2 separate regions of the Homo sapiens genome follow, and region 2 is linked to region 1. Evidence: read pairs that join two places in POLR2A ChIA-PET (ENCODE). Cell type or tissue: OCI-LY7. All regions are shown on one strand. Each heading gives the region's core, and the rest is flanking DNA. Links, peaks and the distances in the headings are about the cores only. Region 1 overlaps FOXP1 (forkhead box P1). Region 2 has its middle 22 kb from the start of FOXP1-DT.

What was found. ChIA-PET counts read pairs that join two places held together with the same protein. Peaks named below come from ENCODE experiments on the same cell type or tissue, not always from the same donor. Only the 100,000 strongest peaks of a DNase experiment are listed, where the experiment ranks them.
Region 2: POLR2A ChIA-PET joins it to region 1 with 5 read pairs; 4 of 35 experiments call an interaction of 5 or more read pairs at or near these places.

Annotation. Positions count from the first base shown.
Region 1 is chr3:71,540,711-71,557,302 of GRCh38, reverse strand. The region is part of intron 2 of FOXP1 (forkhead box P1); the gene reads left to right. It overlaps MIR1284 (microRNA 1284), which reads left to right and starts at 15,214; the gene lies at 15,214-15,333. In OCI-LY7, for the core only: no CTCF peak of the experiment used is centred there; no DNase peak of the experiment used is centred there; H3K4me3 peaks cover 1,291 bases; H3K27ac peaks cover 3,442 bases.
Region 2 is chr3:71,598,991-71,615,582 of GRCh38, reverse strand. No RefSeq gene overlaps it. Among named protein-coding and RNA genes, the nearest start is that of FOXP1-DT, 22 kb to the right of the region's middle. In OCI-LY7, for the core only: no CTCF peak of the experiment used is centred there; no DNase peak of the experiment used is centred there.

The sequences.
Region 1 (16,592 bases), core at 5,469-13,468:
TGCCAACATTTAATCATTTTCATCCAAACATATATCTTACTCATTTCAATATTTTTCTTCTCTCATCCGTGTAGCAAGCTAGTCATTTCCCAGTTCAGAAAGATACCTGTATGATATACCCAACTTTTAGAATTTTGATGCTGTAAAATTCCTAGTATGTCTCTCTGCCATAAGAAAACAGCTATTGACATTTTTGTGTATTTCAATCTAATTTAAAATGTTTTTATGAACAAACCCCTACAAATGATCTTAAACAGTTTTGTTTCCTGCTCATTTTCACTTAACATTATATCATGAACACTTTTTTTTTAGTCATTGAATATTCTCTGTAAGCATGATTTTTAAAGATTGCTGCACTTCCAGTCAATCTACAGTGGACCATGATTTTAATCTTTCTCTTTCTGTTGGATGTTTACATTGTTTCCAGTCTTTTGCTGAAATAAATAATATTGCAGTGAACATTGTAGTACATACATTTATTAGCATCTCTGATGATTTTCTTAGGATAAATTTTGTAAGTGAATTTACTAGGTCAAAGGGTGGTGAACATTGATATTCTCTTGACTATGTCACCTATTTGTTATGGTTTGGGGAATGCTAGTAAGAAGAGTTACAATAAAACCTTAAAAAAAAAAAAGACTATGGCAGTTTCCACTTCATTGCAGTTTGGCCAACATTGAGTAAACTAACCTTTCTAGATTTTTTTTTTTTTTTTTTTTTTTTTTTGAGACGGAGTCTCGCTCTGTCGCCCAGCCTGGAGTGCAGTGGCACAATCTCGGCTCACTGCAACCTCCACCTCCCGAGTTCAAGCGATTCTCCTGCCTCAGCCTCCCGAGTAGCTGGAACTACAGGCACCTGCCACCACGCCCGGCTAATTTTTTGTGTTTTTAGTAGAGACAGAGTTTCACCATGTTAGCCAGGATGGTCTCGATCTCCTGACCTCGTGATCTGCTCACGTCGGCCTCCCAAAGTGCTGGGATTACAGGCGTGAGCTTTTTATTTTTGACAGTTTTCAAGGTGAAAGATGGTATAGAATTCTGGAAATGTGCTTTCTTTAATAACTAATGAAATTGTCCTTTTCACACCCTTTGGTTTCTGGCCATTTGCAGTGCTTTTGTGATTTACCTATTTGTATTATATACAGGGTTTTTATATGTGATGTTTGATTTATTAGAAGTCTTTTTACGTTATAGACTTTAATACATATTACATATATAGTGTGTTTGCGGAAAATTACCCCAATTTTTATGTTTTCCTTCCTTTCATTTATGCCTTATAACATTCTGTAAGACAGATTTTTCTACCCATCCCATTTATTTTCTTATAATTGTTTAATTTTTTTTCCTTTTCTTCCTTCTCTTCCTCCTCCTCTTCTTTCTCTTCCTCCTCTTTTTTCTTTTTCCTTTTTTAGTATTTAACTCTATCTTAATTGTATTTCAGTGTATGGTATGAGGTAAGAGTTTGATTTGATTATTAAAAAATCGCAGTTCTAGAATTATTAAATAATACTTCTCTATAATGGATTTTAAAAGCTGTAGTATACGCTAAATTTTAATGTAGGGCTTATTTCCATGCACTTTTTTCGGTTTCACTGAGAAGCAATATTAAGTGTTGATTATATGCATGGACCCTGGAACACGTTCCACCCACTGTAAACATCTAAAGGCAACATTTTCTTACATGAAAATGTGGATTATAGTAGAACCATCTAATGGGGGTGCCATGGGCAGTAAATGAGATAATTATATAAAGAAGTGACTATTTATGTCAGTTTATCTGGGACAGTGACTCCTGGGTTAGCATTGTCTCAGATTTTTCATTTTATGCTAAAGTATTATTACAAGGAGACTATGTGCAGTTCCTATTTCTTCATGGTCTTCTCTTGTAGTGTGTGAGATGCTTATATGGTGCTCTGTGAAAGATGACCAGCAATCCCTTTTCTCCTAACCCTTTCTGTGCACACCATTATGAACACCTCTGTTTCAGGGAATGTGTGCTCTGGTGTAAGTGGCTAGGGACCAGTAATTCAATTTGGTCAGTAGGGTTGGGGACGGATAGGAAACTTTAGGTTAGTTTTCATGAAATTTATCTGAAATAAAGGCTGAGAAGTCCCGCTGCAGAGTGTAAAGAAGCAGTCTGAGTGTTCTTAATAAAGTAGGTTTTATGGTTTTGTCATTTTTGAATACTGTAAACTCACAAATATTTATTTTTATCATTTGGTAAAGTTTAAAAAATATATACATTGTAAGAAACCATTTTGGCAGCTATGAGCTTAAAAATAACTGAGCTTGTTTACTGAAATATTACATAATTTCCCCCTATTTTTCAAGGAAGTTGACCATAAACATTAACTTCTATAAAATATTTTTGACATTTACTATCTACTCTTGGGGACATAATGAAATCACCAAGCATATACAAATCAGGGGACCCATTTGCTAAAGAAGGTACTGCATCTGTTTCAGAATTAGTACATATTTTCAGGAGACTGTGTCCACACAAAGTGAAAGAAAATGTGTTTACATTTTATCCTGTGAAGCATGACTTTTCATTTAGATTGAATTTTTCTAAATTAATTTCACTTACGTTGGATTCTAACATTTTTAAAACACATTCAAAAAGAGGATTGATAACTTTTAATGTATTGCACTGTTTACAGAACTTCTTTATAGACAATAAATGGTGCCAGCTTCACATTAATACCATTGGATGTTTCAAATAGAAACTCAGTTAAGGTAATACCAATAATAGTTTGATTTTTTCCATCCAGTACACGGAATCAAACAACAAATTAAGTCAACAGAATTTCATTCTGTTGAAGGTAAAGCATCTAACATTATTTGAAATAATTATGAATTCCATTAAAAAGTTTAACATTGAACATAAAGTTATTTGATTTTGTGGTGATTAAACACATTTGAATTTTTAATTTTTAAAAAAATTTGTTAAAGAGACAGAGTCCCCCTCTGTCACCCAGGCTGGAATGTAGTGTTATGATCATAGCTCACTGCAGCCTTGACTCGTGGTCTCAAGCTATCCTCTTGCCTCAGATTTCCGAGTAGCTGGGACCACAAGTGTGCACCACCATGCCTGCCTAATTTCTTTTTTAAAACTTTTTGTGGAGACAGGGTCTTGCTATGTTACCCAGGTTGATTTTGAACTCTTGGTCTCAAGTAATCTTCCTGTCTGAGACTCCCAAAAGGTTGGGATTATAGGTGTGAGCCGCTGTATCCAGCCTAAATTTGAATTTTGGTGGAGAACATATTGTGGTAAAAACTGGTTTTACTAGATTCAGAAACCCATGGAGCAAATATGTACCATACTTGGAAGTGATTATAGTGACCATATATTTTATAATTGCATCCAAACTGCAATATATATCACTTGAATAGAAACTGTAGCTAACTACCAACATTTATAAATAATTTTATATATACGTAGATAACCAAACTACAAAGTTTCTGTTTTGAGACTAATGTTGAATACAAATAAGTACTTGAGCTATCAGTTAGGTTTTAGAAATGTTTGAGACTTTGAGAAACTATTTTGTAAATCAGTGTAAGTGTTCCATTGATGTTATTAAACTTTTGTAAATGTGCACTCTAAATTGTAGTTACATGTTGTTCAGACTCTGTTGGAAATTTTAATAACTCAAAGAATGAACATACATATGTACACAATTTCTTTTGAGACTGTTAGCAAATTTCAGTTGTTGGTAAAAAAAAGATTGCAAACAGGACAATATTACCATTTTTATCCCTGAAAAAACCAGTGAAGAACCGAACAAGTTAAATGTGAGCTCAAAAAGTGAACATTTTTTAATTCTGAAATTCTGTAACTGTATTTGGAAGCCTCTCACCAGTGGGAAGAAGCTTTTGATGGAACTCCTATTTTAAATCAGATAATGTGAATTCCGTATAGAAATGAAATTGATGAGGCCTACAATTTTGCAGCATCCAAATTTGGCCAAACATTTCAAGCAATTATAAAGCAAGTTTATTTATTTGATGAATTTCATCTTGTAAAAATATTTGTCAAAGATATTCAGAATAGAGTTTAAATGATGACCTATAAAATATTTGGGCTGTTATATTTAGGGACTTCAATACCACATAGTAGAATTGAGAATATCCTCAATTTAGGGAAATTTGGTATGCTAACAGGTAACTCTAGTACCTGTGGAACGAATATTTTCTCAGTTAATATTATGGGCCAGAAATACTGACATTTGAAGGTATAATTAAATAAATTGTATTTATTAACTATAAAATACAACTTTGAAGGATACTGTAGGCAATTTTATGAAAATAATAAAAATAATAAAGACTGACATTTTTCCTGACATTCTTCTAGAAACTTACTGGTGATGTGGTAAGAGACAAGTACAGCCAAGAAACTGATTGAAGTACAGGTGTATGTACTAAGAAGATTATTCTGCTTATATTATTGTTGGTGTTCAAATACCAATTTCAAAAGAATCTAATAGTCTATCTTAGGATGATAAATTATTTGGTAACTGTAAATACAAAGCACCTGGCATTTAAGTAACTACGCAAATACTTGCTGTCATTATAATACCATCAATATTATTATTATATTTTGCCTAGTTCTTTGCCAGTTCCATACTGTCTGAATTATTGTACTTTATAATATGTTTAATATCAAATATTTCATAGTCCCTATTTGACTTTAAAACTTTTTATTTGCTTTTATTTTTTAGTTTTTCTAAATGACCTTTGGAATTTTTTGTTAAAAATAATTTCCTTTTTTATTTTGATTGTAATACTAAATATTTAATTACCTCAGAAAAATTTATCTTTTCTGTATTACATCTGCTCATCCAGGAAACTAATATAATTATTTATTCAAGTATTCCTTTTTATTTCTCATGAAAATTTTGTAGTTATGTGTCTGAACCTAGAAAATAAAGAAATATTTATATTTTCTTACTGGTTATTTTTAATATGTACATAGTTCTGTTTTTTGTACATTTTATATTTGATTATCTTTTTGAAATTTCATTAGGGCTGTGTTTTTGTTATATTTCCAAAAACTAAGAAATTTGACATCTGATAGGTAGCAATATCAGCACCTTTTCCCATATTTCTTTCTCCTGCTTTATTGCATTGGTTCTGCCTTACAGAATAATGTTCAGTAATACTGGTAGCAGTTAGTTCTTTATACAGTTCTCTTTCAAGCTAGACTTAATTCTGTTGAAGGTGGATTTTGTTTTGTTATCTGTGTGTCTTTGTGGAATCTTTGCACAAAGACAGGCACTTAGTAAAGGATGAATGGCATGCTTGGTTGAATATTGTTGCAGAAAATTAGGATAAAATAAAGGCACTAAATGCTGAGTATTTCAACACTTCCTGGAGGGAATGGTTTAGAGGTGATTGATGCATTTGATGAAATTAAATAATATGAAAAACTTAAGGGAATTTGCTTTAATAGTATATTCCATCCTTTAAATTCTTTCCATGTGAATTATACTAGAAGCCCGATCATAGATGGTAGAGATCAAAAGATTCAAATGTTTTATATCTGAGGCAGTTTTGTTGTATCACAGTTATAACCACTCCCACCTATGTGGCAATGATCCTGTCTCTATTTTTATGTTATCTATTCAAAACAGTTAAAATTGGTTTTTGAATAGAAATGCAAAGTTCCATTTAAACAAATAACTAAAGATAGAATGTTTGTTTCATATGCCAGAAGTTTATGTATTGAACATAAACTATAACTTGAGGAACCAGGAAACGTTATGCATGTGAATCATGGCTATCATCTTTGTAATCTGTCTGTCCAGGCCATTGCCACATTTATTACTTTGGTTTTTGGTATGCTTCTAAGGTTTTCTTTTGACCAAGGAAATGCCATTCACCAAACAGAAAAGTAGTTTTCTATGCCTTACCCTTGCGTTTGAGTAATCCCTGGAGTATTTTGGGGAAAAGATAGTTAAATATTGTTGTGTTCAGAATCAACAAGTAGAAATATCCTGTAATTTATGTCATTTTGTTTTATAGCACACTTTTATAAATGTCTTGACATTTTATAGAATGTTTTTGTGGATGGAACCTTGATAGTTTTATGCTGTAGGAATTGTTTCCTTTGGAAAAATTTGTATTTACCCCTTTGAACATTTAAGCCAGAACACGAACACCAAACTCAACACTAAAGCTATCCATTCCAGGCATTATTTGCCTCAGAATCTCATTCAGAAGTGCATAAATATTAGATAAAAACCAGTTTTCTCAGTGTTTCCTGGTAATATTATTGAAGTGAGCATGAATTTTTGTGTCTCTAGTTATATAATTTGTCTCCTAAGTGAAACCCAACTCCGTGAAGTCTGGAAGGAAACCCTGGCAACAATGGCGGCTTCATCGTGTCTGAGGAGGAGCCGCAGAGAGTGCCTTCTGTTTGAAGGGGGCCTCTCGGAAGCGGCAATGGCATGGCAAGCCTGCTGCTTTTTACCTCAGCTGTATGCTGCGGAGTGGTATAAATATGATAAATGTAAATAGCTAAAGAAATTCTCTTTTTTTACCCGAATATATGAGCTGGTGTCTAATGGACTGATCTTAAGGGTTTGAACCACAAACCAAGTTGAATTAATAAAAATGGAGGCTTTGTTCACATAAGTGGTATCCTTATGGGTTTATTGAAACATAATCTATTTTCTTCTTTTTCCAGTAGTTTTCTTTTCTTTACAAGTTAAATTGGTCACTTTCAGCACATGCTTCCATGGCTTTGCTTTCTATTCACTGGATGTTAATTTAGTTTAAAAATATATTCAATAGATAACTAAATAAAACTTCTGTGGCAGTATGATTTTAATTGTTTTTATAAATATTAGTTTGTGTAATTTATCTGTCACCAGGCCTCAGTGAGATAAGAACTCCTGTTATCCTCATTTTGCAGATGTGGAAACTGAGGCACGGAGCGGTTATATAACATATTAGCTCACGGTCAACAGCGGATAAGTGGAATAGGTAGGATTGAGACCTACGTGGTTTTGTTGAAGGGTTTGTGCTCTCAACCAGCTTTGCTATGTGATTTATAATCGTTTTACTTGGGGGCAGGTGGGGATCATGGAGATGAGAGAGCTAAGTCTCCACAGGCTTCCTCCTCTCCCCGCTTTGTACCATCGCCAACTCCAATGATGTGGCTACTTCTGAAGAATAAACTGTGTTAGGGCTGGAGGCGGGAGGGTGAGTGGGGCACACACTTGCTTTTGATTTATTTATGCTATACTGTTTGCAGTACTTTTATACAATGAACTTGTCTGACATTTGTAGTTATAGTTTTAAAAATAAGGTTCTTTGAAAAAAAATTTTTTGACATATGCTTAGCTTCAAATTTTAGAAAGGCATGTTCTAAATATAAAGAGGCCTAAAAAAATTAAAAGTTTACCAGAGAGCGTTTTTTTTTTTTTTTTTTTTTTTTTTACTCCCAGCATTAGAGTATTCTGTAATATAATTTACCATTTCTTCCATCCTCAAGGGCTTTCAGCAAGTCTCAGTTCATGTGATGATTTGATGTTACAGTTGAAATTGAGACAGTTTTGTTCCCATTATATCTAACCTGTGAACTGAAATATTTGAGATATGTTTTATTAAAATATATATGTTTTGGGCTAGGTGTGGTGGCTCATGCCTGTAATCCCAGTACTTTGGGAGGCCTAGGTGGGTGGATCGCCTGAGGCCAGAAGTTCAAGACCAGCCTGTGCAACATGGTGAAATCCCATCTCTACTAAAAACACAAAAATTATCCAGGTGTGATGGTGTATGCCTGTGATCCCAGCTGCCTGGGAGGCTGAGGCAGGAGAATCGCTTGAACCTGGGAGGTGGAGGTTGCAGTGAGCCGAGATTGTGCCACTGTATTCCAGCCTGGGCAACAGAGTGTGACTCCATCTCAAAAAATTTTTTTAAATAATAAAGTATATGTATTTTGGAGTCTAAAAACATGTGCCTTTACTCAGTAGAGAAGTTAGAGATGAGGGAAAACCCCAGCGACTGAACTGTTGCCATGAAAGAAACACTAGGTAGGGGAGAAGGTTATTTAATTTATCATTCTTTCGGTTGTGTTAGTTCTAAGTGGTGTATGCTCAGTATGTTGCTAAGAGTTGAGTTGCATCATATATAGAGTCAGTGCATAAGTCTCATTAAGTTAATATTAACCTTGAAAACCCAATATATAACCAACTGGTGGGCCCTTAGCAGCTCAGAAGTCAACAATTAACTTCTTTGGGTTAATACACCTTTGAGGCAGTGTTGTGCAGTGGTTAACGTTCCTGAGTTTGAATCCCAGCTCTGCCTCTTATTAACCTTGGATATGTTATTTAAACACACCGCCTTAGTTCCTAAATCTGTAAAATGGCAATATTTACCTCATCATGGTCCTGCTTTGACTAAATGAGTCAATACAGTATAAACAAAATGCTGACTACTTTTTACATAGCACATGCTGATGAAATATTAGTGATTCTTATTAGTATTAGCTTTGTCTTTTTATTTTGACTTCATCTCATTTCTTTTGGGGGGGTAAAGGCCAAGTCTGGTTTCAGGGGGCTGGGGAATAGAGAGGAAGGAATAAATAAAAAAGAAATGGGGTTGTGTGCGGTGACTCACACCTGTAATCTCAGCACCTTGGAAGGCCAAGGCAGGAGGAGTGTCTGAGCTCAGGAGTTTGAGACCAGCCTGGGCAACATGGTGAAACCCCATCTCTACCAAAAATACAACAATTAGCTGGGTGTGGTGGCTCACACCTATAGTACTTGGGAGGCTGAGGCAGGAGGATTGCTTGAGTCCTGACGGTTGAGGTTGCATCAAGCCGTGAGAGTGCCACTGCACTCCAGCCTGGGTGACGGTACAAGACCCTGTCTTAAAATAAAAACAAAAACAAAAACAGTTGAGGAAGGGGGACAGGAAATACGTTGAATTATGCTAGACTGTTATGAGGCTGTTTGGGAGAAAAATAACCAACATATAAACTTACGCTATTTGTGTGTGTGTGTATTTGTGTATGTGTGTGTTTAGTTTTAAACTAGAGCTGGATCTTGCATTCAACCTCCATTCATAGGGCCAACTTTTTAAAACACCCACATTAATGGTGATGATCAGTGGTTTACAATAATCTGCCAGTCACCCACATTTTCAAAGGTATATTTAAACTTGGGGGTGTTGTCCATGCTGGAATTCCTGTCTATCTTTGAGACAAAGAATGAGGCCCCATTGAGAGGCCCCAGCCAAAGAGGAACTGCAGATTGCCTCATCCTCTCTCTCTGTTCACTTCTTTTCCAAAGCCCTTTGTCCTCTTATGAAATTGACTGTTTGTACTGACCTGGGGCTGGCTAAGTCAGTTTGGTTTAAGAGGACTTCTCTGAGTTGGGAAAGAAACCTTAGACCTTTTCTTCCAACTAATAAAGATGTACACAACAAGAGCTCAGACCATTGTGGCCAAAAGGCCTCATAAATATGGGAGGTGATGATGACCACCAAAGGATTGAATAGTCACAGCTGTCCTCTCTTCTCTCTGGACCTTGCTGGAATGGGTTGCTTATAGGGTTGCTACTGATAAGTAGCCAACCAGGTGTTTGGTTGAAGAGGCCATTAGGTAATTGTGCCAGGACTAATTCTCTACAAGAACTTTGTGTGTTCACATTCTTCTCTGCCTTGGGCCCCAAGAACAGCAAGTTGCCTTCTAATGTCATAGAAGGAAGAAAATACATGCATTGCCCCTTAAGTGTGGCTCTGAGTGGCCCTTGCTGGGTGACATTGGTTCCCTAGTGGTATTCAGAGCCCTTTAAAAAGAGGTCAAACGGGGCCCAAAGGAGCACAGCAATCCGTGGAGACCATCTGGGCCTCGCCCTAGAGGCCCCACCTCTACCTTCTTTTTGGATAAGGCCTGATATGGTTGTTTACCTGCCAAGCCCTCCTTTCCTCAAAGAAGAGCGTTCTTGCTGGGTTTCCACAAACCTGCTGTCTAGTCCTGCACTGTTTGTTCCTTGATCTGGTGGTTGGGGCTGCACTGGTTGCATTTTGGTAGGCAGGCAGACCCCTCACAGTGTTAAAATGAAGGGGAGGAAAGGGTAACCTTTCCTAAACTACCTAAGAAGAATGCTAATCCCAACTGTTTCAGAAACCTGTAATTTTTAGTTTATGTAAAACTCAGATAGATTGAATTCCCCCTTGAACCTTTTTGTATTTCATAAGAGTTTTATTTCCTAAAACTGACAGCAGTGACAGTTGTGTTAGAATTCAGCCCTGAGTATTTATTTCTAGATTTCACAATTTGTTTTGTCTTCGTAGCAAGCAATTGCCTTCCTTCCTTTCTCTCTTCCTCTCTGTGTCTCTGTCTCTCTCCCCTTCCTTTCTTTGCAATTTCCTTCTTTTCTCAAGCTCATGATGAAAATTGACCCTTCAGTTTTATTTTCAGATGAAAGCTCAAGCAACAAGCCAGCGCTTGCCTCCATTAGTGGCTCTGGGTAGTCCTTGCAGGAGAAATCACCATCAGCAAATCATCGTCCGTTTAGAGTGGGCTGCAGAGGCTAGGCAGCTCCCTGACTTCACTGTCCAGGAGCCTCTTAGAAATGAGCAAGGAGTGGCACTGGTGCTAGTGCCATTCAGCAAGGCTTTGGAGGTGTGCTTCGCTGCATTGGGGTACCTGATGAACAGCATCTCGGTGGTTGGGTATCTTGCACCCAGGCTAGAAGGTTAACTTCCATTAAGCTTTATTCAACCCTGCATCATAGAAGTGGTGGGTAGGTGTTTGTGCATCTCTGTGTGTATATGAATGACATGGCCAGAGGCTCCACTGTTCCATCATCGAAAAGTTTCTTAAAGGGACCTTATGAAGAACCACATGGAATTTGTAACTTGATCACGAAATTTGGACCATTAAGGACCTGAAAATAGCTCTTCGGTTTTGTGGGTCACACCTTTCTCTAAGCTCAGTTAATGAGCAAATCTTTATTCTTTACAAGATTAGCCAGGTGTATTTCGTGAATGTTAACTTTAGCCTTGGCTGCTTGGCCCTGCTGCTAATGAGGCCAAAGTGGGAATTCCTGCCTCTTGTGGACCAGTTACCTTCACTCTCTTACCTGGCCACCGACCACTAACCCTCGCCAGCTGGCTTGTGAATGTCTGCAGTTGGATGTTGGAGTGTGGGGAGGTGGGTGGGGGAAGGTGTTGTATGGATTAATGCAAATCCATGACCCCTCCTGGGGAAAAGCCACACACACATACTCCATGGAACAAGGGTCAAGTGCATTGTCTCCACTTTTGAAAGGCAATAGAGTTGATTAAGGTTAACTCGAAAATACTGATGTTGGCTAGAATTTTGGACTTTTGCCAGGATATATGCAACATTTAAAGTGATTTCTGGAAACCTGTGCCCATGGTTCACTGGTAGAGGAGCTTAAGATGAATAAAACAGTGAAAACCAGGGAGAGTGTGATTACTTTTAAATATGCAGCAACAAAAGGGACATGGCAATAGCTTAAAAATCTGTTTTCTAGGAATGTAATATTTTCCAAAATCTTAAGCTGGCTTACATCATATTTGGGTTGTAGGTTCTTCAGACTTTTACTTTTGGTTCCTACCTATTGCGAAAACGATATATATAGGTTAAATTTATATTATAGCTATTTATTATGGAATTGCATATTAAATAGAAATCTTGCAGTTACTGAAAACTTTTAGGATTTTAAACAAACATTAAGGAGCATATAATGTTCTAGAAGATAAATATTTGCATAAGGCAGTTCAGTCCTTCAGCATGTGTATTTTTAAAAACAAACAAAACCCCATCAATATTTACCCTAAGTGTAATTTGCAAAGTAAAATGAGAGTAATTTTGAAATCTTGTGTAACTCTGATTCATTTATTTTCATAGGATGGATTTACATTTTGGAATGATAAATGTGCAATAAAGAGCTATTAGGAAAACCATTATTTCTCTCAGATTTGGGAAATTCTAACACTGCTTTGTTACATATCACTATTTCCCAAAGAAAAGAAAATTAGGCCCAGACAAACTGTGACTTACCCAAGGTCACTTACTCAACTAGAAAGTGGCTGAGCTTTGGTGAAAACCAGTCCTTCTCTCCCTCAGACCAGTGGTATTTCCATGACAGCATGCTGATTTTTTTCAGGGAGCATATGCGCGCATGTACATGTGTAAATAAAATGGTTATTTTTAATAAAAAAAAAATTGTTTTACCACCCATGGTCCTGGTTAAAATCGCTATTTTGCTTCCTTTTAACAGACTGCAAGCGTGGTGACTTGGAAATATCATTTTCTTTCTCATCCTTTCAAGAAGCAAATTCAGCGTATTGCTTTACAGTCTTAACATTTTTTTATGTCTCTAGATACAGAATTGACTTTGTCTTTTCTTTGCCTTCTAAGCTGTTTAGAGCAAGGTGAGATTACAATCATAAGCTGAATCTGGAAAAAAAAAGCCCTATTATCTTTCTTGACTACCCTCATTGCCTGGAAAAGAACTATTATCCAAGTTTCACTTAATCATATGGTAACTTACAACAGTTGTGATTTGTAAAATACATGACGATTTGGTCTTGTCTCCTTTGTCTCTCTTACCTCTTTGTGATCATATTCTGCTTATTTTAATGCATGACCAGCCAACTGTGTTATTTTTCAGAAAGACCACCCCACATATAAAATGGAGTGGTCTTTAAATGTCTTGGGCTTTGAAAGATTGTTTAGCCATTCCTTCCCAAGTGCTTCAGGTTTGGATTTTGGAAACGTATGTTTTTGCCATTGGTGTCACTGCAAATGTTCTCATCTTCCTTTTTTCTTTGAATTTGATCAAACTTTGTTCACTTGTAGTACTTCCACGATCAGCAGAGTCTGTCTAGTCTTTCCTGCTTTTTCCTTTTTTTTGTTCCAAATTTTCCTTTTTTTTTTTTTCCATTTCTTTACTTTCCTTTGATACATCTTTTTAAAAAGTCAAAGTGGAAATATATGTAATTGACCAATGCTATAGCAGTTTATAGATGATATAAATTATTAAAAGAAATAAATACATATTTTATAACTGGATTTATATCATAAAATATTTCTAACCTTTATAGAAGGATTTATATATTTTTATTTATATCTTTTAAGTACTTATATCTTTTTAATACTGCTACGGCATTGGTCACTTGTATGTATTCGGCTCTGATTTTCCTAAAAGACATAGTAAAGGAAAGTAATAGAAATACACACATATATGTGTGTATATGTATGTGTATACACACATATATGTGTGTATATGTGTGTATATGTGTGTATACACACATACATGTGTGTATATGTGTATATATAGTGTGTAAACACACACAGGCACAGCATATAGTAAATAAGAGAATTTCATATCTTTACAAATATATTCAAAAGAGAACCACTTCAAACACATGGGTTTTACTGAATGAAGATCACTTCTACCTTTATGTGGTGGTCTAAGGTTTCTGTCACTTTCTTTGTTAGTTGTATTTGAAAGCAGGTGAGTAAACCAGAAAGAAATGATTCAGTCTGCCTGCTCCAGGCACAGAAGTAGAGGGATATAGGCCTGCAGCTCTCAGGCTTTCTGTGGACCTGCTTCCCCACTCTGTTTTGAGGCAGAAACTGGGGGATGTCAGCTCAAGCTTTGCTTGGCCACATGTGCCTCCACGGCTAGCTGAGAGTCACGTAGATGCCACTTGTCACATACACCCTTGGATCTGAGCTGCTTGAGGGTGTTACCACACATCACAGCTTGGTGCTGGGGCTCAGCATGGCCAGGTGGCTAACCAGGGCTTGGTGTCAACTACATTTGGGATGATGACACTTGGAGGACACAGAGCCACTGTGCAGCAGGAGTCGCCACTGCTAACAGCCAGAGGTTGGTGCCCATTTTGCCCCAATCCTCCTCAGTCCCTTCTCAAGTGGAAATTTTGCAAGTCGACTTCTGCAGCGTGCGTAGTACAATTTGGCTGACAGCAGTTTCTGGCAAAAGAAATAACCAAATTATTATTCAGTCATGGTTTTTTAACAGCCGCAAAGCAAGTGGATGTTAACTAAATGATGCAATTTATTCCCTTCCCTCTTATTGCCAGCTTGCCTATTACAGAGCGACTGCCAGTTTTCAATAAGTGGTACCCAGATGGTATTCGCATGCCGCCCACTTGGTTACAGAGCCGAAGCGGGGAATAACTCGGCAGACACTACAAGCTGTGGGTCAATTGAGGGGGAATGCCTGTTGCTTCACAGTTTTGCATATGTAAATCTGTTAATGTTATGTCAGTATTGTGCGGGCTAAACACAAGCATTGCCTTTCTCTGGGGGCCCAGCTGAACTTGGACCACAGCCCAGTTATACCGAGGCTCGGAGAGCGAAGCTGCAGTTTGAGGATGCTACACCGCCTGCTCCCCTCCACTCTTGCCTCCATGCTTTTGTGTTATCTGCAGCCCAAGCTGGATGCAGGAAGTGTCTGCCATAGGCTGACTCCATAATAGGACAGGCAGGCCGGGTTTTATGAGCTGGCTGCGGAGGGAGGAGTGTGAGTATGTGTCTATTTTTAGGCCAGCCTTCAAGACAGTTCCTTTGGCCCAGCCTGCGCCTGCCTGCCTCGCTCACACTCTCCTCTGTGTGTCTGCCACACTTCTGCTCTCCATTTCATCAACTGCAGATGTGGCACACAGCCGTCTTAGAAAAGTCATGAACTGTGTCGTCTGTGCGGCTTAACAGCCAACATCTGCTGCAGCAGGCTGAAGGAAGAGGCAGGGAAATCATTTTCGGGAATGCACTCAAGTGCCTCAACTTAGCCTCTACTTTGGCCTGTGCAGACAATTATTTTACACTAATTGCATCAAGATAGCAGCTATAAAAACGAGATTTCGATCGCTCTGCTCCCCCACCCCTCTTGTGAAAGTTGCAGTTACAAAGGGGTAGTTCTTTTTTCTTTTTATTGTGGTTTGTTTCTTGTTCTCAAAAGCTTATTACATTGGGTGCAAACAACAACAAAAATGCCATAAAAAGGCAAGAATCGTAATATGCTTAAGAGCTAAAAAGACCTATGGTGTTGGTTTAACCAATGAAAATATTCCTGCAGGTATTGTAAAATTTATGTGCCATATGAAAAACATTAAGGGTGTTGTTTTTTTCACAGAGGAAAATGTTCATTGTTGAGCCATTTTGTAAATTATTTTAATGCTGCATTTCTGCTTAAACCTCATGATTTTGATATATAAGCCAGTTTAATGTTTTCTATACAGACCCTGGCTTTTCTTAAATTTTATATATTGGAAAGCCCATGTTTGTATTGGAAACTGCTGGTTTCTTTCATACTGAAAATCTGTCTCGCGCGGCGTGATGCCATGTGGCAAAGGAGTAGTTTGACCAGAGTCAAACCTCGAGTGTTGACTTTTGAGTCCTAAAAACTAGGCAAGACCGTCTGAATAAATAATCTAGAAGGTGTTTTTTTGTTTGTTTTAAAACCAGGAGTCTTTTGACAGCAATAAGAATAGCATCTCTGCAGTACAGTATGGACTTTCTAATGCATTGGTCTGTTTCAACTTTTCATCTTCTTGTAACAGAGGCAACATTGTGTTCAGTATCTGAGCCTTAACTTTTTTTTTTTAATGCTCTCGGAGTAAATTCTGGTGAAATACGCATTCCAGCATCTCGGATTCTCTTGAAAGATTTGTTTCTGTGACATTTTGCTGTATCTGTTGTGCAGCTAGAGTAGCATGCTTCTCTCCTCACATTTCAAGTCTCTAGACTTTGTTCTGAAGAGCCAGATGGAAGTATGCAGATTGTTTTTATCTTTTGTCCTTCACACTGTAACCTGATCTCCAGCATATCTAGACATCTAGCAGAAAATTTACTATGTGAAAGCAAGGAAATGATTTAGAAATATGGACCAGCCAGGAAAGAAAGGGCTCAAGATGTACTTTATCAGAGTAAATCTCTCCACCCAACTCCCATACCCTTCTTTTTTTATTTTCATTAAAAAATGCTTTTCTCTTCTAGGGTATGTCTACATATGCCCAAATATTATTCTTCTCTTTTAACAGGGACTGAGAATTATAATTGACCAGTGAGTTTGGTAAAGGTGTAAATAGGTGTGCGATGAAAGTTGATTACCTAATAATTGAAAGCTTGGAAAAAGCATGAATTGGTAGAATCCTAGACTTGGCAATGGCCTTATAAATTAGGGCAGTGCAGTTTGCTAAAAGAAGGGACTTGTCCAAAGTTACATACCACGGTTGAGACAGATTCAGGACTCAAAGCCAGCATTGCCTCAGTGGCTGCAGGAAACAATGGAATCTCAGGCTTCATGGTTTGTGGGGTTTTAATGGCAAGATATTTGTAACCTTTTTGTTAATGTTCTCCTACCTCTTTAACTTGTGGTCCTAAAAACCTTGTTTCCTTCTAATCTTTCATTGGTGTTTGGATTCACATTAGTAACTAAACATATTCACCACCATATTAGGGCACTGGATATTTGCTACACTTGTAAGTGTACACAATATGCGTGTATGTCTGTATTCATACATATTCAGCATAGTGCACACATTTGGAGTCAGGAGACCTGGGTTTAAATGCCAACGGTG
Region 2 (16,592 bases), core at 4,465-12,464, 59 kb before region 1:
TATACTCTCCTCCCTGACAAACCACAATGGCACCAAGCTCCATCAGCCCATTTCAGGAGCACTGGCTCTTTTTTTTTTTTTTTTTTTTTAAGACCGAGTCTTGTTCTGTTGCCAGGCTGGAGTGCAGTGGCATGATCTCAGCTAACTACAACCTCAACCTCCCAGGTTCAAGCAATTCTTCTGCCTCAGCCTCCCGAGTAGCTGGGACTACAGACACAGGCAACCACGCCCAGCTAATTTTTGTGTTTTTAATAGAGACAGGGTTTCACCATGTTGGCCAGAATGGTCTCGATCTCTTGACCTTGTGATCCACCTGCCTCGGCATCCCAAAGTGCTGGGATTACAGGCATGAGCCACTGAGCCCAGCCAGCACTGGCTCTTTTTTTTTTTTTTTTTTTTAACGTTTTCTTTCTATGAGTTCTTTTAACCAGCATTTCCTAATAAAACCCCAGTTTTGAAGGTGTCTGGGCCAACAAGCACATGAGTTCCAAGTCAAATATTTTTGTAAGTGACATCTGTCCTGATCAGTTTGCACAAGCAAATGACTTGTCCAGGCTGGTGACTATATTTGCTTAAGTATTTGGGAATGCTTTCTCCTGAAGAAATCTAATAGAAAGTACATATTTTTCTTTTAAAAAGAAGTGAGAAAAAATAAAAGAACTGACAGAGATGAATTAAGATGAGTAACTGAAATTTGGCCAGTTAGCGAGTGAGCAGCACCCACTAGTTTAAGTGCCGTGTGTGTTACAGGGTTAGGAAGATGCATAGGAAATTAGAGACAGGATAAGAGTTGGGAGGCATGGAAGTCATCTTGTGACCCTCATGATTAGACTGGCCTTGACTTACAGTCTCACAGCCTCTCAGAACATAGTTTCCTCATCTGCAGAATAGGGATAATAAGAGCATGAACCTCATGGTGGTGTGTGGGTTAAATGGGAACATGCACGTGAAACCCTGTAGCAGGTGCTCAGCATATTGTAGATACTCAAGGAATGGGAACTGCTGCTGCTGCTGCTGCTGCTACAGTTATTTGAAATATACAATCCTGGGCCGGGCGCAGTGGCTCATGCCTATAATCCCAGCACTTTGGGAGGCCAAGGCGTGTGGGTCACCTGAGGTCGGGAGTTCAAGACCAGCCTGACCAACATGGAGAAACCCCCTCTCTACTAAAAATACAAAATTAGCTGGGTGTGGTGGCGCGTGCCTGTAATCCCAGCTACTTGGGAGGCTGAGGCAGGAGAATAGCTTGAACCCGGGAGGCAGAAGTTGCAGTGAGCCGAGATCACGCCATTGCACTCCAGCCTGGGCAAAAAGAATGAAACTCTGTCTCAAAAGAAAAGAAATATACAATTCTGCTACTTGTGATATCATGTGTTACTATATTTAATAGTATCTGTGACAGGCAGAATGCCCCTCTACCAAAATGCCCACACCCTAACCCCAGAACCTGTGAATATTCTACTTTACCCTGCAAGAAGGACCTTGTAGTTGCAATTAAGGTTATGAGCCTTGAGGTGGGGAGAGTGTTCTAGATTATCCAGGTGGGCCCGATCTAATCACATGGCTCCTCAAGAACCAGGAACATGTTCCTAGCAGTGGCCACAGAAAGATGTGAGGACAGAGAAAAGCATGCGAAGACACAGACTCGAGGTTGTTAGTTTTGAAGATTGAGGAAGGTGGCCATGAGCCAGAGAATGCAGACAGCCTTTAGAATCAAGGAAAAGCGTTCTCCCTGAGAGCCTCCGGGTGCCAACAGCATGATTTTGGCCCAGTAAAACTTGGGTTGGACTTCTAACCTGGAGAACTATAAGACAATAATTTTGTGTTGTTTTAAATTTGTGGTAATTTGTTACAGCCGTGATAACAAACCAATATACTGAAACTAATACTATTAGTAATATTACTTTTTTGGGCTTTATTTTATTTTGTTTTTTTGAAACAGAGTCTCACTCTGTTACCCAGGCTGGAGTGAAGTGGTGTGATCTTGGCTCACTACAACCTCTGCCTGCCGGGTTCAAGCAATTCTCATGCCTCAGCCTCCTGAGTAGCTGGGACTACAGGCACACACCACCATGCCCGGCTAATTTTTGTATTTTTAGTAGAGACCTGGTTTTGCCACGTTGGCCAGGCTGGTCTTGAACTCCTGACCTCAGGTGATCCGCCCGTCTTGGCCTCCCAAAGTGGTGGGATTACAGGTGTGAGCCACCACACCCAGCTTTTTTGGCTGATTCATTACTAAAATGCCTGGAGTTCAATGGAAAAGGTGACTTTACTATTCTTGAAAGGGTAACCTAGTATTATAAATGATTTTACATATAATAAATATAATTCAGCATCCTTAAAAACTTAAGAAATAATTTTTATTTTTTTTACTTTATCATGTAAAATTACAAAGTCATACTCATCAGAAATGTAGAAAGACTAGAATATTCATCACCTGGATTTAACAATTAACTTTTTCCCATATTTATTACTTCCTTTTTCTTTCTCATTGTTTCTTTATTTGTTTATTTTTGGTTGAAGTGTTTTAAGATAAATTGTAGTCACTGTTACATCTTAACCATAAATACTTGATTATGTGTCCATAAAATGACATAACCACAATATTATTATCAAGACCAATAGAATTACTGTTAATTCCCTGATATTATCTAATACCCAATTCATATTTAAATTTCTTAAATGCTGCCAAAAGTTTTTTTATAGCTGACTTGTTCAAGCCAGAATCCAGTCAAGGACTATGCATTGCATTAGGGGTCATGGTGTCTCCTGAGGCTTTTTTTTTGAGACAGGGTCTCACTCTGTCACCCAGGGGCTGGAGTGCAGTGGTGTGATCTCGGCTCACTGCAACCTCTGCCCCCCGGATTCAAGCGATTCTCCTGCCTCAGCCTCCCGTGTAGCTGGGATTACAGGCGCCTGCCACTGTGCCTGGCTAATTTTTGTATTTTTAGTAGAAATGGGGTTTCACCATCTTGGCCAGCGTGGTCTTGAACTCCTGACCTCATGATCCACTCACCTCAGCCTCCTAAAGTGCTGGGATTACAGGTGTGAGCCACTGCACCCGGCCTCCTGAGGCTCTTTTAATCAAGAACATTCCACCCCCACCACGCCCTACCCTGCTGCTTTATTTCATGGCATTGGCTGTTGAAGAGAGAGGGTTAGTCTTTTTGTAGATGGTCTTACAGTCAGGATTTATGTAATTCTACTTGGTGACAAATTTCTTTAGAAACAGTGCAAAGGAAGACTATTGTGCTTCAGCTTCTTTTCTTTTAGACTTTACACTGTCTTTAATCCTTTCAGTCACACATCCATTCATCCAAACAAATCAACCAACATTGAACACGTCTTCTGCATATTTCCTGAGCACCTACACTGGAGAGATTCACTCTCCAGCCACTGTAACTGGGTCTTAAAGGAAGGACTTTTCATTGTTTCTCCTGAAACTTCCTTTGAAATATCAAGAGCCCTAGACTCATTCTTCTTATCAAAGAAGGTCTAAGAAAGTGTATTGGGGAGGAAAATTTGAATCTACATGATACTGTTACTACTGCCACCCTTAAGATGGGCTCCATCTTTATTAAGCTTCTAAGTACTAGATGCTTGACATTTATTACCTCTGAGCCTCACCTCCAAGCCTGTAAGGTAGGTATTATTATTCATTTAATAATGTTACCATTTTACAGATGATACAACTGCAGCTCAGAACAGTCAAGTACTTAGTCTAAGGCCTCACAGCTAATGGTGGCAGAAGTGGGATTCTAACAAAGGTGTGTCTGCTTCTGGTGCCCAGTCTTTTTACAAAACCATGATTCTGTTATTCCAGGGCTTGCTTAGTATTCAAATCGATTATTCCATTTTGTGATGACAAAACAACCAATTTAAAATTTTTTGGCATTCTGTATATGGTACCAAATGACCACCAGCAGATCAATAAAGGTTGTTTCGGGTTCTTCTTTTTTCACTTATTTAGAAACTATAGCCGATCTGCTGGAAAAAAAACAGAGAACCCAGGAGAGTCTATCAATTTCAAGACCCCAGAGCAAGGGATCAGCAAACCTTTTCTGTAAAGGACCAGACAGCAAATATTTTAGGTTTTGTGGGCTGTATGGTCTCTATCACAGTTATTCAACTGTGCTATTGTTGCACGAAAGCAGCAGAAGACAGTACATAAATGAATGAGGGTGGCTGTGTTCCAGTAAAACTTTATTTACAAAAACAGACAGTGGGCTGGATTTGGCCTGGAAACTGTAGTTTGCCAGCCCCTGCCCTAAAGCAGAGAAAACAATGTGGCAGCCAGTAGGCAAAACTTGGCTGAAGATGTACGTGATCACCTTGTACAATGTTCAGCTATTTAAAAAGTTAAATATTAACATTTAAAAATCAAGATAGTTTATACAAGGAGCAAGGTGTTTCCAGCGCCACTGGAAAGTTGGAAGGTCTGGTGTTTAAGCCCTTGGATCTCATGATGGGAAGGAGCTGGGCAGCTGCCCCTTGATGTGGTCACTGTCTGTCCAGCCCACCACCATCCTTACCCTTCTCTATTGGTTCCCTTGATCACCTTTAACATGGCACTATTTTCTCATTGCTCTCCTTGGCCTGGTTCCTGTGGACACTTGCATTTTCAACCAGTGCCACAATGGAAAAAAGATAAAGAAAGACATTTGATTGATAGTAAAAAGATCTTTTCATTAATAGTGCTTGGAAAGTAAAGGCACAATGGTAAAATTTGGCCAGAATTTATGCTTGATTTTTAAGTACAACAACTTGTCCATTATCAGACAGTGAAGGATAATTTGCATCTGGCATAACTTCTATTGGAAGATGTAGATAACTAGGCAATCTGACCCTGAAGTCTTATGAACAGGACCAGCTCTAGGTAGAAGTGTGGAGGCTAGACTTGGATAACAGAAGAATAGAAGAATAGAAGAAAGGATGGCCTAGATATGGTCACTGGGGAACTGTAAGCTGGGCACCCCTCCTGTGATCATAGTCATTCTCTTCACACTTGTTCTAATTTGTCCATGTTCCTCATAAAACAACCCCACAAAGCCTTCCAGCAACAGGCTGAAGGATACATTCTCTATATGTATGGTCTCCAAAGCATGGTGAGTACACACACAGGGCATCTGGTATAATCTATTGGCATATAGAAAGTATTAGAACTTCTTTAACATATATATTTAATTTCATTCTTTTAAAAAAATACTGATTGATTGATTGAGACAGAGTCTCACTCTGTTGCCCAGGCTGGAGTGCACTGGTGCTGTCACACTTCACTGTCACCTCAAACTCCTGGCTTGGCTGGGCGTGGTGGCTCACACCTGTAATCCCAGCACTTTGGGAGGCTGAGGTGGGTGGATCACCTGAGATCAGGAGTTTGAGACCAGCCTGGCCAACATCGTGAAACCTCGTCTCTACTAAAAATACAAGAATTAGCTGGGCGTGGTGGTAGGTGCCTGTAATCCAAGCTACTCAGGAGACTGAGGCAGGAGAATCACTTGAACCTGGGAGGCAGAGGTTGTGGTGAGCCAAGATGGCGCTATTGTACTCCAGCCTGTGCAACAGAATGAGATTCCATCTCAAAACAAAAAAAAAACAACCCCCCCCCCCAAAAAAAAAAACAACTCCTGGGCTCAAGTGATCCTCTCACCATAGTCCTCTAAATAGTCTGGCTAATTTTTTATTTTTTAATAGAGATGGGGGGGGGTCTCACTGTGTTGCCCGGGCTGGTCTTGAACTCCTAGCCTCAAGTGATCCTCCTGCCTTGGCCTTCCAAACTGTTGGGATTACAGGTGTGAGCCACTATACCTGACCTTTAATCTCATTCTTTAAAATTTAATGTTAAATGCATGCATTGTGATGCTCACATCAGCACAGTTGTACATATACATATCAGTACATTAGTATAGTTGTTTATGTATACATATATAATTTATAAATGAGTAAAAATACATATATTTGTGCAGGCTCAAAACATTTTACTGTTAGGTGTACAGGATCACAAAAGCTTAGGCCACTGTTCAATATAATACATTTTTAAAACAAAGCCTAAGATTATAGTCTCTTTCTTAAAATGAGAGTTTATTACTGCTTTTACAAATTAAAAGCTCCTTTTACAAAAGTGATCAGGCAGTTTTATCTCCAAATACTTATAAAGTTGCCAAGCCCTGCAGTAATGTGTTGCTTGAATCCCGGACAGCGGGTGTAGAGAGCATAGGTTGATTCTATCATTTAGGCTTTCAGGGATAATACTCTTTCTCTTTTGATTTTTCTAAAAATTTGAATGACAACATTAAAAACAAAATCTTTCGAGATTAAACCATGTATCTCATACTTGAAATCCAAAAACATTTTTAAAGGAGACAGATTTAATAATGTAGTGAAAGAAAAATTGTGGGTGAGGAGAAGAACTGATTAAAAAGAAAAAAAGACAACTAATGAAGGCCCAAATCAGAAAGCAAGAAATTATTCCAGAAGGACAGTAAATGTAGTTAGAGGACTAACCCATATTCAAGTCAGGAATATATTCTGAATTATTGAAATCGGAATGACTCTCATATTCTATTAAAGAAGAAAAATGGTATTAGAATAAATATTAAAAGGAGTCAAGATCTGGGGCATTAATCTTGTCTGAACATCATTAGGTTCCTTCAGTGTATGCATCTGTCCTTTCCCACTCTTGTATACCCGCCCCCTCACCCCCAGCCTTTGGTACCCTGCACAGAGTAAACTCCCAATAAGAACTTCTTAACAAATGGGTAAAAATGCACTAATGACTGAAGCTGTTTCTCCAGGACACCAGGACTGTGGAGTGAAAAATTGAAAGTCCAGGTGACATTTTACTAAGTTGATAGCAGTTATTCTAATTTTTATTTCAACAAATGCGATCTGAGCACCCCCACTCAGTGCCAGGCACTGTGTTTGGCATTGGAAATAGATGAGACACAGTCCCTGTCCTCGAGCAGCTGACCATTTTGTGGGGAAGTGGACTGGAACATTGCAGCCCCCAAACCTGCTGAGTTCTCCACCAGAAGGATGGAAAAAGTGCTAGGGGACTAAAGGGAGGGGAGTTGGGGAGTGTGAAAAATGCTGCCTAGGAATATTTGGATGAGACTTTAAAGGATGTTTTCAAATGAAAAAGGAAAGCTAAGAGGAGGGAACAACTTAATTAAAGGCGGGGACGTGAGAAAGGGCAGCCTACTTCAGGAGGTGTAAAAAGATCGATGTGGAGAAAATTGGAAGTAAAGTTTACACTTTATCTTGGAGATGATGGCAGATCGTTGGAGGATTTCTTTTTGTTTTAAGCAAAAGATGGTCATGTAGAGATCTGGTGAAAATTCAAAGGATGAATTGAAACAGATTGGGGAAACCATTTTGGAGGCTACAAAAATAATCCAAACCAGAGTTCTTAGACTATAGAACTGGAGAAGTCATGTTAGGATTAGCAAAGAGAGAAACCATTCAAGAGACATTTCAGATGCTACTATCAACAGAACCTGATGCACTTAAGCCAAAATGGTAGGGAAGAATGAGGACTAAGTGGTAGCTATCGAGTGGCCTCCGTTAATCATTATGGAATGCAGGGACAGGGGAATGGTGTGTCTCTGGTTTTTGTTTGTGTATTTGGTGGCAGGAGTGGCTGTTGTTAAAAAGATGATGGGTTTGATAATTATTTCCATTTTATTAATTACTAATTTTAGATTAATGTACCATAAATTTGACCTTTTCTGGTGTAAAGTTCTATGAGTTTTATCACATGCATAGCTTCACGTAGGCAACACTACAATCAGGATACAGAACAGTGTCATCACCCCCAGAAACTCTTGCACTACCCCTTTGTAGTCAAAACTGCCCCACTTCTAGCAATTAATGAGCTGTTTTCAATCCCCATAATTTTGCCTTCTGCAAAATGTCACATAAATAAAATCACATATTACGTAATGTTTTCCGGTTACCTGTCTTCACTCAACATGGTGCCTTTAAAATTCATCCCAGTTGTTAGGTGCATTAATAGTTCTTTTTCATCACTGAGTAGTGTCCTGTGGTATGGATGTACCATAGGTGGTTTATCCATTCACTGTTCAAGGACATTTGGGTTGCTTTCAGTTTTGGGCAATTATAAATAGAGCTGTTATAAACATTTTTTTCCTTTCAGAAAGCAGAGGTGTGTTTTTTTTCTTTTATTGAAGTAAAATATATATAACATTAAAGTTAACCATTTTTAAGTGTAAAGTTCAGGGACATTAAGTTATAAACTTTTTTTGTATGAGTTTTTATGTGAACACAAGTTTTCATTTATCTAAAGTAAATATTAAAGGAGTGAGATTGCTGGGTCCTTTGGGTAAATTCATCTTTACATTTAAAAGAAATTGTTAGCCGGGCATGGTAGTTTGTACATGTAATCCCAGATACTCCGGAGGCTAAAGTGGTAGGATCACTTGAACCCTGGAGTTTGAGGCTTCAGTGAGTGATGATTATGCCTCTGTACCTGGGCCTGGGCAAAAGAGCAAGACATTGTCTCTTATATTAAAAAAAAAAAAAAAAAGAAAGAAAAGAAACGAGAAATTGTTAAACTGTTTTCCAGAGTGGCTGTATCATTTTGCTTTCACACCATGAAGGTATGAGAATTTCTGTTGCTCCATATCCTTGTCAGCACTTGGTATTGACAGTCCTTGCCCTTCCCACCCCGCACCAGACCCTGCCCCTGCTCCCTGCTCCGTTCTCATTGTGGTTTTAACTTGCATTTCTCAAATTGCCAGTGATGTTCAGCACCTTTTCATGTTCTTTTTTTGCCATCCATTTTGCAAAGTGTCTGTTCAAACCTTTTGCTCATTTTGAAATTGGATTCTTTTATTTCTGTTGCATTTTCAGAGTTGTTCGCATATTTTGGATACAAGTCCATCGTTGGATATGTGATTTCCAAATACTTTCTCCCATTTACTAGCTTGTCTTTTCGTGTTTTTTTGCATAGCAAAAGTTTTGAATTTTGATGAAATTCAATATATCAATTATTCTGATATGGATGTGGCTATTGATCTCATAACTAAAAACTTTTTGCTTAACATAAGGTCACAAGCTACTCTCCTCTCTGATTTTCTAACAGTTTTGTCATTTTACATTTTATATCTATGATCTATGATCTGTGATCCATTTTGAATTTATTTTTGTATAAGGTGTAAAGTACAGGTACCTTTTTTGTTGTTTGTTTTTTTGAGATAGAGTCTTACTCTGTTGTCCAGGATGAAGTACAGTGGCAAGATCATTGTTCAATGCAGCCTCTACCTCTCAGGCTCCAGTGATCCTCCCATCTCAGACTCCCAAAGTGATTACAGGCATTAACCTCAGCACCAGCTGAGGCTCCTTTTTTTTTTTTTTTTAACTTATGTATGTCAATTTGTTTCAGCATCAATTATTGAAAAACCATCCTTTCTCCATTGAATTGCCTTTGTACCTTTGTCAAAAATCAACTGGCCACATCTATTTCTGGACTCTCTATTCTGTTCTGTTGTCTATGTGTCTATTCTTAGATATTACAATATTGTCTGAAATGCTGTAGGGTTGTACTGTAATCAGTTTTAAGATCAGTAGTGTGGGCCAGGTGCAGTGGCTCACACCTGTAATTCCAGCACTTTGGGAGGCTGAGGCAGGTGGATTACCTGAGGTCAGGAGTTCGAGATCAGCCTGACCAACATGGCAAAACCCCATCTCTACTACAAATACAAAAATTAGCCAGGCATGGTGGCACGCGCCTGTAGTCCCAGCTACTTGGGAGGCTGAGGCAGGAGAATCACTTGAACCTGGGAGGCAGAGGTTGCAGTGAGCAGAGATCACACCACTGCACTCCAGCCTGGGTGACAGAGTGAAACTCTATCTCAAATAATAATAATAATAATAATAATAATAAATAATAATAATAATACTATCAGTAGTGTGAGTCCTCCAATTTTATTCTTTTTTCAAAATTGCTTTTGATGTTTTAGTTTGCCTTTCCATATAAATTTTAGAATCACATTGCCCTTATCTTCAAAAAAATTATGCTGGGATTTTGATTGGAATACCACTAAATTTATAGATCAATTTGTGAAGAATTGACATCTTAACTAATTTGAGTGTTTCAATTCATAACTATGGTCTATTTCTTCATTTATTTATGTTTTCTATGATTTATTTCATTAGCATTTTGTGATTATCACCCTATGTATCCTGTACATGTTTTGCTGGATTTACACCTAAGTATTACTTCCTCCTTTTTTTAGAGCTATTCTAAATGGGATTTTAAAAAATTTGAGTTCTAATTGTTCATTACTAATTTATAGAAATATAATAGATTTTTGTATGCTGAGCTTGAATCCTATGGTAATACTAAATTTACTTATAGTTCTAAGAGTTTTTTTTAAAAATAGATTTCTTGGGATTTTCTACATAGACAGTTATGTTATCTGTGAATAGGCATGGTTTTATTTCTTCTTTTCTTTTCTTTCTTTCCTTTTTTTTTTTTTTTTTTTTTGAGACAGGGTGTTGCTCTGTCATCCAGGCTGGAGTGCAGTGGTGTGATCACAGCTCACTGCAACCTTGAACTTCTGGGCTTCAGCAATCCTTCTGCCTCAGCCTCCTGAGTAGCTGGGACCACAGGTGTGTGCCCCCATGCCTGGCGAATTTTTAATTTTTTTGTAGAGACAGGGTCTCCCTTTATTGCCTAGGCTGGTTTCAAACTCCTGGCCTTAAGTGATCCTCCCACCTCAGCCTTCCAAAGTGCCGGAATTACAAGCATGAGCCACCAGGTGACTTATTTCTTTTTTTCTGATTTGGATGTCTTTTAATATTACATCTTGCTTTATTGTACCTTCTAGGACTTCCAGTATAATGTTCAACAGGAGTGGTCACGTTCCTAATCTTAGGGGGAGAGCATTCTCTTTTTCACCACTAAGCACGAAGTTCCCTTTATTTCCTAGTGTGCTAAATGTTTTGTTAATCATAAATGGATACTGAAGCTTATCAAGTGTTTTTTGTTTCGATTATATGATCATGTGGTGTTTCTAGGCCTTAAATATGGTGATTACATTGATTGTTATGTATTAAATAGCCTTGCATTCCTGAGATAAACCCCATTTGATTGTGATGTATTTTTAAAAATATATAGCAGGATTTTATTAGCTAATATTTTGCTGAGGATTTTTACAGCTACATTCACTAGGGTAGTTTTGTACTGACTTTGTCTGGTTTTGGCCTCAGGTTAACGATGGCCTCATAGAATGAGTTGGGAAGTATTCCCACCTCTTTTATTTTCTGGAAAAGATTGTTTAGAATTGGTTTTGTTTCATCTTTAAATGTTGGGTAGAGTTTGCCAGTAAAATCATCTGAAACTGGAGGAGTTTTTGTTTGTTTGTTTGGCTTTTTTTGTGGCGAAGGGAAGACTTCTAACTATGAATTCAATTCAAAAAAATAAATGTAAGATTACTCTGGTTACTTTTTTCTTCTTGGGTGAATTTTGACAGTTTGCTGCTTTTAAGAAATTGGTCCATTATGTCTAAGTTTTTAAATTCATGTGCAAATAATTGTCATAGTATTTTTTATTAGAATTTTAGTATCTGTAAAGTCTGTAGTGATAACACCTTTTATTTCTGATATTGGTAATTTGTGTCTTTTCTCTGCTTTTGTTTGTCAGTCTGGCTAGTGGTTTATAAATTTTATTGATCTTCTCAAAGAACCAGCTTTTGTTTTATCGATTTTTTTCTGTTTTCTGTTTTCAGAAAACAGAATTATTTCATTTATTAGGTATTTCTTCTGTTTGCTTTGGGATTATTTGCTCTTATTTTTGTTGTTTCTTACGTTGGAGGCTAAATTGCTGATTTGAGACCTCTTTTTCTAATAAACATTTAATACTATAAATTTCCATCCAAGCATTCCTATCGCTGTATCCAACACATGTTGATGTGTTGTATTTTATTTTTATCCAATTCAAAATATTTAAAAATTTCCCTTGGGACACAGTTATAATGACTTTTAAGGTTTTCATCTGATAATTCTTACATCTGTGTCATTTCAGAGTTGGTTTTGATTTTTCTCAATTTAGGTCCTATTTTCTTGCTTCTTTACATGCCTGGTAATTTTTGATAGGATGCCAGACACTGAATTTTACCTTGTTGGGTTCTGGATATTTTTCTATTTCTGTAAACATTCTCTTGCTTTGTTCTGGGACAAGGTTAAGTTCCTTGGGAGCAGTTTGTTTTTAGTCGGTCTTCCTTTTTTTTTTTTTTTTTTTGAGACGGAGTCCCGCTCTGTCACCCAGGCTGGAGTGCAGTGGCAAGATCTCGGCTGACTGCAACAACCTCCACCTCCTGGATTCAAGCCATTCTTGTGCCTCAGCCTCTCAAGTAGCTGGGACTATAGGCGTGTGCCACCACGCCTGGCTACTTTTTGTATTTTTAGTAGAGACGGGGTTTCACAGTGTTAGCCAGGATGGTCTCAATCTCCTGACCTCGTGATCTGCCTGCCTCGGCCTCCCAAAGTGCCGGGATTACAGGCATGAGCCACCGCACCCAGCCGTGGGTCTTACTTTTTTTTTTTTGAGACGGAGTCTCGCTCTGTCGCCCAGGCCGGACTACGGACTGCAGTGGCGCAATCTCGGCTCACTGCAAGCTCCGCCTCCCGGGTTCACGCCATTCTCCTGCCTCAGCCTCCCGAGTAGCTGGGACTACAGGCGCCCGCCACCGCGCCCGGCTAATTTTTTTTTTGTATTTTTAGTAGAGACGGGGTCTCACCTTGTTAGCCAGGATGGTCTTGATCTCCTGACCTCATGATCCACCCGCCTCGGCCTCCCAAAGTGCTGGGATTACAGGCGTGAGCCACCGCGCCCGGCCGGGTCTTACTTTTAAGCTTTGTTGAGTGGGACCAGGTCAGCATTTGATCGAGGGCTAGTTATTTCCCACCTCTTGAAGCAAGACTCTTCTGAATACTCTACCTGATGCCTTGTGAATTATCAGGTTTTCCACGCTGGCCATAGGGATCATCTGCTATTTCTGGCCATCTGTGAGCTCTCTAGGAATTGTTCTTTCTAATCTTTTTGGGTGTGTTTTTTCCCCCGGACTTTGGACAGTTTCCTTACATGCATGACTGATCAGGTCTCAGCTGAATAATCAAGGGACTCATTGGAAGTCTCTGGAGCACCCTCTGCAGTTAGCTCTCTCCTCTCATACTCTGCCCTGTGAGTTTCAGCCACCTTGGCCTTTCTGGACTCCCACCTCTGTGTCCTCCACTTAGGGCATCTTCCAGGATTTGTCTCAGTCCCTTCTTCCTACATTAGTAGCCTAGAATATCTCTCCAGATGGAGAGGATTTCATCCAGATTGGGAATATTTCATCCAGCTAGGATGATCATAAGATTCATCTTGATTGTTTGGGTGATGATAAAATGTAGGTTATTGCCAAGTAGGTGTTTGCTGAAGTGTTTGGAAGGGAAGGTCAATTGAGTACAGGAGAACACGGATACACCAGATTAGCTCATTAACAAGGATTTTGCAGCCTCACAGCATGATGGCAGAACATGTGTGGATAAAAACCGTGAGTCAGAGTCAAAGAACTTTAGTAAAATAGGAAGAGTGAGTCACCATCATTGTCATCACCATCACCATCACCATCACCCCTATTTTATGCCACTCTTACTCTGAGGTAGAGGTAGGAGCTTCGGGTTCATTATTACATTTAATCCTGGTGGTGGCCATGAAGAAGCCCTTCCCAGATTTCCCGCTGACAGAAGCATATAGTGACCGATGGTCTCAACTGCTGCACACTGAATTCACCACTATGTTTGCATCAATGCCATGCTTCCCACAGCCTTCTCCAGACCAATGTCTGAGTGTCACAGGAATACTAATGCGGGCCCATTACCATGAGACACAAGTGACTTGGCTCCAGGATGCTTCATTGACCTTGCTGAAACTTTGATGGAGTTGCACCATAACCTAAGACTTTCCCAACTCAAAATCCTTCCTCCCTCATTGCAGTCAGACCAGCTTTGTGGTCTGACACTCTTTTAGCCTCCTTCAGCTCCATTTTCCCTCACAGACATTTTCTCCAATATGTCTCTTGCACGTGTAATCCCTTCTTGGTGAATGCTTCTCAGAAAACTTGAGCTAGCACAATCCTCAAATAACTCTGTGAGGCATGTATCCAATCCACAGATGTGGATCATGGAGGTTGGAGATTGGAGAGGGGAAGTGACCTGCCCAAGGTCACACAAGTCATAAGGTGGCTGAACCAGGATTAGATCCCAGGGCTGTGTGACTTTATAGCTTATCATAAGCATGCTGTCCTGTTACTCTCTGGATGCAAAGATGGTGGCTTCATTGTGGGTAGGAACTCCAAATAAAAATGAATTATTGAAAGAAGGCTTGGGGAGAGGTGGAAGGGTGTTTGGAGAACTCTCATTCTGACTTCTTGCCATTAAAGATGTTGATTTGAGAAGGGAGTAGCCTTTACTTACAAGAGAAGCCATTTCTGTAGGTTGAGATAAGAAGAACATTTGGAAGAGAAGAAAAGGGTGTGGCTGTGGAGGTGATTCTGCTTCCTTTAACTCTTAGAATGATCACGGCAGAGTTATAGGCTTTGACTTAATAGAAAAGGCATTTTTAAATTCAGACAATTCCAAGAGACAAGAATTCGGTTCCATCCCAGTGCACTATGAGCTGTCAACATATAAGTCCAGGAGCAGCCTGGCTGAAAAGGGGCTCACGAAGGCCAAAGCAGAGTGAAGCCACAGAGAGGAGTGGTGGGAAAAGGTCTGTTAGCAAACTCCCAAAGATGCTTAGAGAGAAAGGGAGAGAGAGCAAATACTGAGGAAGTTCCAGCTGTTGGTGACTAGACATAACATCTGGGCAATTACTGACTTTTACTTTTCATCACAGTGTTTTGGTGCCTTGTAGACACAGCTAAGATGTCACGAATGTAGATAATTTAGTACAGTTGTTGTCATTTCTTGCTGAGTTGCCTTAAGCTTGACATTAGCAAAATCGATCTTACTTAAATAAGTTTTCAATACTTATTTGCTTTTGTGTTGCAGAGACGGATTGTTTTGCTTTAAGATGATTTGATAAAAAATAGCTTATTTCATATGAAAAACTGATATATTATTTGTTATTTTATCTCCACATGTCTTGGAATCTTTCGGGCAGAGAGAAATATGACCCCTAGAATTAGTTTTCTACTCCTTCAATAAAAGCTACACCAGTTCATCCATCAGTGATAGAGGTGGTTTAGGAAGAAATTACATTTGTTTTACTAAAGAAGTCCAAATGTTTTATTTAAATCTCTAACTTCCTGGAAAATTTGATGTGGGTGGTTTGTGTGTATGTGTGTGTGTGTTGTTGTTGTTGTTAGTAAACAGGAAGCTCTTGAAATTATACACTGCAAGCATGTAAATCCAGGTTTTGTTGTAGTTTCTTTTTGGGTGGGTTTTTTTTTTTAATTTTCTTTTCCCCTTCATTACAGAGTCCTATATTAATTGCCCAGCTCTTTTTTGAGGATTTTCTGAAGTGGTACCCCACAGACATAATGCTATGATAATGGAATTTCAGTTTCTTTCGGTTGACTGCTTGCAAAGAGGTTTTATTTGGATGGGAATGCAGGAGATTGGCCTTTTTTTAAAAAAAGAAAACATACAGTATAGCTTGCCTTTTTTTTCTTAAAGAAATTATTTGTGGGAAAATAGTTTGGAGTATCTTATTAATGATTTTCCTCTTGGATTTTTGTTTATTTTCCACCCCCATCCCTCAGATCTCTGTAACTAAAAACAAGCTTCAGTTCCTCATCTTGGTTACAGTGGTTTAAATGTTTGTTGGTATGTGACTTTGTTTAGTAAAGTTTGTGTGATTCTTTTTCTTTCTTTTTTTTCTTGCAGTGATCTCAGTTTGCTAAACATTGCATAATTTTAAAAAAATGTAGTAGATTATTTTTTGGCCTCCCTAAAGTTCATAGTCATTGCTGTTTTCCACTTCAGTCACTCAGATTATTTTATGAAATCAGTCCAACCCCCAAAGTTGTTTGTTCTTGGCTTTGACTCTGGGTGGAGGTGTGCTGTGATTTTCACAAACTTTGATGTTTTCTGTCTTATGTAGGCGAGGACCTGAGAGTTTTCAGCAGTTTTCCTGCAACCAGGGAAAACTGTGTATTGAATAAAACCCTTGCAATAGACTACTCAGCCCTAGATTTTCTTTGATGAGCACATATCTGCAAGTGGCTCTTGGCCAAGAATTGAGGCTGTATATGGGGGAAGAAATAGGAACATCAGTGGTTGGCTCTTGGAAAGATCTTTAAATAAAGATCATCTGGTCCAAGGATGGCAAATATGTGGCACAAGTACGACTACTTTCCCCACCCACGCCCATTGCAAACATCAATAATCGATCATGGCTTTCTTTCTGTTGAGCCATCCAGACCACACAATCTTTCTTGACATGATATCCGAGGCTTCTGCTAAAATGCCAATGGAGTTGGCATGCGAGATTGAATCTCTACCACTGTGGATTATAATATATCTCCATAAATAACTACAGACATGGGGAAGCTCAGAGCGAGGCAGAAGAGTGCTAGAGTTGG